Regions from separate parts of the Homo sapiens genome. Here region 2 is linked to region 1. A link is a contact called in ENCODE Hi-C or POLR2A ChIA-PET data. All regions are on one chromosome and are shown on one strand. The core of a region is the stretch at or near the end of the contact, and the rest is flanking DNA. Distances in the headings are between cores, read along the strand shown. Region 1 holds the start of PSMB6 (proteasome 20S subunit beta 6). Region 2 holds the start of EIF5A (eukaryotic translation initiation factor 5A).

Region 1 (2,572 bases), core at 37-2,536:
CCGAGATTGCGCCACTGCAGTCCGCAGTCCCGCCTGGGCGACAGAGCGAGACTCCGTCTCAAAAAAAAAAAAAAAAAAAAAAAAAGACAAATAGAGCTGGGTTCAGTGGCACACACCTGTAGTCCCAGCTACTTGAGAAGCTGAGGCGGGAGGATCACTGGAGCCCAGGAGTTCGAGGCTGATATAGTGCACCATGATCCCATCTGCACTCCAGCCTGGGAAACACCGCAAGACAAACCCACCCCACACACACACCCCACCCTCGTCTCAAAAAAAAAAAATTAAACCCCAAAAATATATTAAACAAAAGACATATCCCAATTTTAGAATGTGCAAAGAACTTGAAAAAACATTGCATCAAAAAAGACATACAAATGGCCAATTATCTCATGGAAATATGCTCAGCATCACTAATCATTAGAAAAATACCAATGAAAACCACAGGGTACCACTTCACACCCACTGGAATGGCTATAACTAAAAAAATGCACAATAACAAGTGTTGGTGAGGATGTGGAGAAATTGGAACCCTCACACATGGCTTGTAGGGATGTAAAATGGTGCAGTTTCTGTGGAAAACAGTTTGTCGGTTGCTCAAAATGTTAAACATACAGTTATCATAGAACCCATAAATTCCTCTGCCAGCATATACTCCTAAGTATATAACTAAAAGAAATGAAAACATGGTGTGGTCACTTTAGCCCAAAGACTCTCAGGTTTATTTTGTGGGCCCTTTGGACTGTAACTCCATAAGATCGGTACGGCGCAAGCCACTAGGACTGTTTTTTGTTTTGTTTTGTTTTTGCTTTTGTTTTGAGACAGTCTTGCTCTGTCGCTCAGGCTGGAGTGCAGTGGCGTGATCTCGGCTCACTGTAACCTCCGCCTCCCAGGCTCAAGCGATTCTCCTGCCTCAGCCTCCCCAGTAGCCGGGATTACAGGCGCGCCCCACCACGCCCGGCTAATTTTTGTATTTTTTAGTAGAGAAGGAGTTTCACCATGTTGGCCAGGCTGGTCTTGAACTCCTAACCTCATGATCCGCCCGCCTCAGCCTCCCAAAGTGCCGAACGGTTTTTGGGTTTTTTTTGGTTTTTTGGGGGGGGGGTTTTGCTGACTTTCTTGTTTTGTTTGTTGCTTGCCACGCTGCCATCAAGTGCTCACTGTCGCAAAAGAACCGTCCCCATGCAGTACTGTACTTTTCTTTTCCCTTCTGCCGTCAACCTCGGAGTAGCTTCGCTCCCAGAAGGCCTCAAAGCGCGACCAAAGAGCGTGACAGAGCGCTTTACGACAGTTGCTTTGAGGCAGTACCGGAGGAGAAAGATGGCGGCTACCTTACTAGCTGCTCGGGGAGCCGGGCCAGCACCGGCTTGGGGGCCGGAGGCGTTCACTCCAGACTGGGAAAGCCGAGAAGTTTCCACTGGGGTGAGGAAGGAATCGGGGTTCATAGGACGTGCACAAGGCCTGACGCGATGGGAAGATAAAGCCTGAGTGGGGTTGAGAGATCTGGCAGGGGTGGAGAGGAGGTGGAATGTGTTGTGCTCCAGGAATGGGGAGAGGTACCCCGAAGATGGTGGAGTGGTGCGGTAGCTTCGTAGTGGGAGGTGGAGGGTGGGCTGAAGTTTGAAATTCTGAAATCCTGCGAGGCTAGTGAGGATCTTGGGCTTAAGTACGGGATGAGTCTTTTGAGATTTGAGGGTTGGCATTCTGGTATTCTGCGGGGTGCTGAGGCCCCTATAAGATTTGAAAATGGTTCAGCGACGGACAGATTTTGTATTTTTGGAACTAGGTAGAGAGATCATTGAGGTTTGTGTCTGCTGGAGAATGTAGACTTACTCCTTTTTCCCTTTTCCCAGACCACTATCATGGCCGTGCAGTTTGACGGGGGCGTGGTTCTGGGGGCGGACTCCAGAACAACCACTGGGTGAGCTCAGGACAGATTTGTGAAAGGTCTTCCCATCTTCCTTTTCCTTTCCTGCCTGCCAGCCCACCCTGCCTGCCTCCACAGACCACTGTGGGAAGAGAGGTTTCTTCTCTCTCTGGAGATAAAGATTTGTCCCAACTTTTGTTACTTTCAGTTCCCCTCACTCGTTAGTGGAATCCTTACAAAAGTCTGTTCTCCAGCCCGCTTCAGTTTGGATGAGAATAAGCAATACTGGAGGCCAGGCACGGTGGCTCACGCCTGTAATCCCAGTACTTTGGGAGGCCGAGGCGGGTGGATCACCTGAGGTCAGGAGTTCGAGACCAGCCTGGCCAACATGGCGAAACCCCGTCTCTACTAAAAAATACAAAAATTAGCCGTGCGTGGCGGTGCGTGCCTGCAGTCCCAGCTACTTGGGAGGCTAGGGCTAGAGAATCGCTTGGACCCAGGAGGTGGATGTTGCAGTGAGCAGAGATCGCGTCACTGTACTCCAGCCTGGGCAACAGAGCGAGACTCCATCTCAAAGAAAAAGGAAAAAAAGGCAATACTGGACATCCTATCCCTGAGCCCTAAGAGAGTGGGTAGTGATGGGATGGAGGTGGAAGACAGGTGGGCTCCTTTCCTCACTATTCTGCCATCCTGCAGGTCCTACATCGC
Region 2 (2,572 bases), core at 45-2,544, 2.5 Mb after region 1:
GATCCGCCCGCCTCGGCCTCCCAAAGTGCTGGGATTACAGGCGTGAGCCACCGCTCCCGGCCTACCACTATTTTATTTTATTTATGTATTATTTATTTATGTTTTTGAGACTTGAGTTTCGCTCTTGTTACCCAGGCTGGAGTGCAATGGCGCAATCTCGGCTCACGGCAACCTCCACAGGAGAAGCGATTCTCCTGTCCCAGCCTCCCGAGTAGCTGGGATTACAGGCATGCGCCGCCACGCCCGGCTAATTTTGTATTTTTAGTAGAGACGGGGTTTCTCCATGTTGGTCAGGCTGGTCTCGAACTCCCGACCTCAGGTGATCCGCCCGCCTCGGCCTCCCAGAGTGCTGAGATTACAGGTGTCAGCCACCGCGCCCGGCCCACCACTCATTTTTATAGACAATTTTTTCTAAGGGACCTCGTAGACAATACTTTGGGGAACCGCAGAGCACAGTTGGGGAAAACACAGTAATACCATCTAAGTTTCTTTACTGAGGACCTCAGAGCCGAATGGCCTCTATGGATGCCATAGAGACCAATACGGACTGAGGGTTTAAAGAAGATGGTGTCCGCCGCAGGACCGCTCTATCTTCTCGGGTGAACTCTATGGCAGAGCATAGGCATTCGATTTAGAGAAGTGAAGCCGAGATGGGTGGGAACCCGACCACACTAGCGCGCTAGAAGAGTGGGGCGGAAAGACATCTCCCGCGCATGTGTGGAACTGGGGGGACTGATTCCAAGACAAGGCGCCCACCCCACAGAGCAAGTTTTCTGAAACGTGTGAGTCGTTTAAGTCCAGTTAAAGCCGAGGTGGGGCGTATCCTGAGACGCATGCGTTCTAGACGAGACAAGTGATCTAGCGGCGTGGTCTTTTCAACGCCTGGCGTACTGACGGCGTCTGAGGTGGAAGGGGTTGTTTAGGATTCCGAACACGCATGCGTTCTGAGACCCAGGCGTTTCCTTTAGAGGGTGTGGAGTGCAGGGCTCCTTATTGCGCAGGCGCAAGGACTGCCCGGTAGGACGAGCGGTCTATCAAGGGGAGGGAAGATGAGGTTGAAGAGATTAAAAAACCGGGTGCGCCTGCGCGTTGCAGATTAGTTGAAAACGCTCAGGGTTTGTGAGGGGCGGGGTCACGTATGCGCGTCATTGGACGGGTCGGTGGGAGGGAGGGTGGAGATGGGTAGGGTGTGTGCGCTTGCGCAGTGCGGGGGTGGAGGGCGGAGGAGATAGATAGCACGCTTGCGCGGCTGTCATAGGGCTGCTTGGTTGGTCAGTGGGGAGTCGGCGCCTGCGTACTAAGACCCGTGTGCAGCAGCGGCGGCGGCGGTAGAGGCGGCGGCGGCGGCGGCAGCGGGCTCGGAGGCAGCGGTTGGGCTCGCGGCGAGCGGACGGGGTCGAGTCAGTGCGTTCGCGCGAGGTGAGAGCGGGCAGGGCGCGTGTGCGCGGTACCTTGGCTTGGGCCCGGGAGAAGATGGAACTGCGCGGGGGTCGGGGAGGGGGCAGAGGGGAGCGGCGGCCGCCGCCGCACGGGTTCGGCCAGAGAGCGGCGCGAGGTGAGGAGAGGCGCGGGCGCGCGCCCCGGTTGGCGCGCGGGGTGACGGTTGGGGTTGGCCCGGTGACGTTGGAGCGACGCAGGGCGGGGGACGGCGAGCCGCGAGGCAGCCACGCGGGAGAGGCCGCCAGGCGGCCACGCCGGGGCGAGGGCCAGGGGCCAGATCGGCCCACCGGGGCAAGGGTACCTGGGCCGTTGAGGACCCGGCTCAGCGCGGCCACGTGAGGTGGGGGAGGGGGCTATTCGGTGAGAGGGCATGATGGGGGGGGTTGGCGGACGGCCGGGGGGAGGGGAGGCGGCGTGGCTCCGGCCTGGCGCAGTCTCTGAGGAGGGGGCGGCCGCGGCACCGGAAGTGCCCCCCACGGGAGGCTGCCCTCGGGGTCGCAGGCCGCATGGCCAAGCGTGGACCGGGGCCGCATGGCAGCGCGGGGACCCCTCCCCCCAGGTCCCGGCCACCGGAAGCCCGGAACGGCCACATGGTCGGCAGGAGCCGGCAGCCCCTAGCGCGGGGAGCTAGTCCTCGCGGGGGTTCCGAGGGGGCCTGAGATTTTGAGGAGTGGAAGCCGGAGGCTCGGGTCCTAATCACCCCGGAGGGCCTGCTGCAGGCATATGTTAGCGCTTCCCAACCTCAAGGGCCCCAGGAGCTTTCCTGAAAAACCCTCCTGTGAAGTGTGGCGGTCAGCCAGGTGTAAGTGGCACCCCTTCGAGCTGGGAGGCCGGAGAAATGGGGAAACAGGGCGTTTGGACAGGAGCCCAACTTTTCTGTCGGCCTGGGTGGACAGCGCCTAAAAGCCTCAGGCAGATGAGTTTCCCACCGTGATAGGCGTTCTTCACCTTGTCACTGTCTTCCTGTTGTAACTGGTTTGGGAGTTCCACGGTTTCGAAGTCCTTAACTCTACTAGCCTAGTATGATTTTCTACTACTCACTACTACCAACCTTTTGCTTTCATTTTATTGTCATTCACCACCCCCCACCTCTCCCACTTTCTACTGACTGTACTGGCCCGGCCTGAAAAGC

What was found. Hi-C counts contacts between places; a loop is a spot of excess contacts on that map. ChIA-PET counts read pairs that join two places held with the same protein, here RNA polymerase II (POLR2A). Pooled maps may share reads with other maps.
Region 2: a map of lower leg skin shows a loop between it and region 1 (30-fold over the local background). The contact joins the promoter of EIF5A here to the promoter of PSMB6 in region 1. A Hi-C loop is called at or near these places in 1 of 168 maps with a recorded cell type or tissue (lower leg skin) and 1 of 50 pooled maps. POLR2A ChIA-PET finds 5 or more read pairs at or near these places in 1 of 52 experiments (activated CD4-positive, alpha-beta T cell).

What each region holds. Positions count from the first base shown.
Region 1 is chr17:4,794,878-4,797,449 of GRCh38, forward strand. It overlaps PSMB6 (proteasome 20S subunit beta 6), which reads left to right and starts at 1,287. Exons shown (of 6, transcript NM_002798.3): 1 at 1,287-1,419; 2 at 1,851-1,918; 3 at 2,561-2,572. The coding sequence starts at 1,318. RefSeq lists enhancers at 1,046-1,644, 1,071-1,600.
Region 2 is chr17:7,306,334-7,308,905 of GRCh38, forward strand. It overlaps EIF5A (eukaryotic translation initiation factor 5A), which reads left to right and starts at 1,295. Exons shown (of 6, transcript NM_001970.5): 1 at 1,295-1,419. RefSeq lists enhancers at 1-420, 292-591, 421-1,231, 2,462-2,572 and silencers at 1,142-1,251, 1,612-1,781, 1,872-1,991.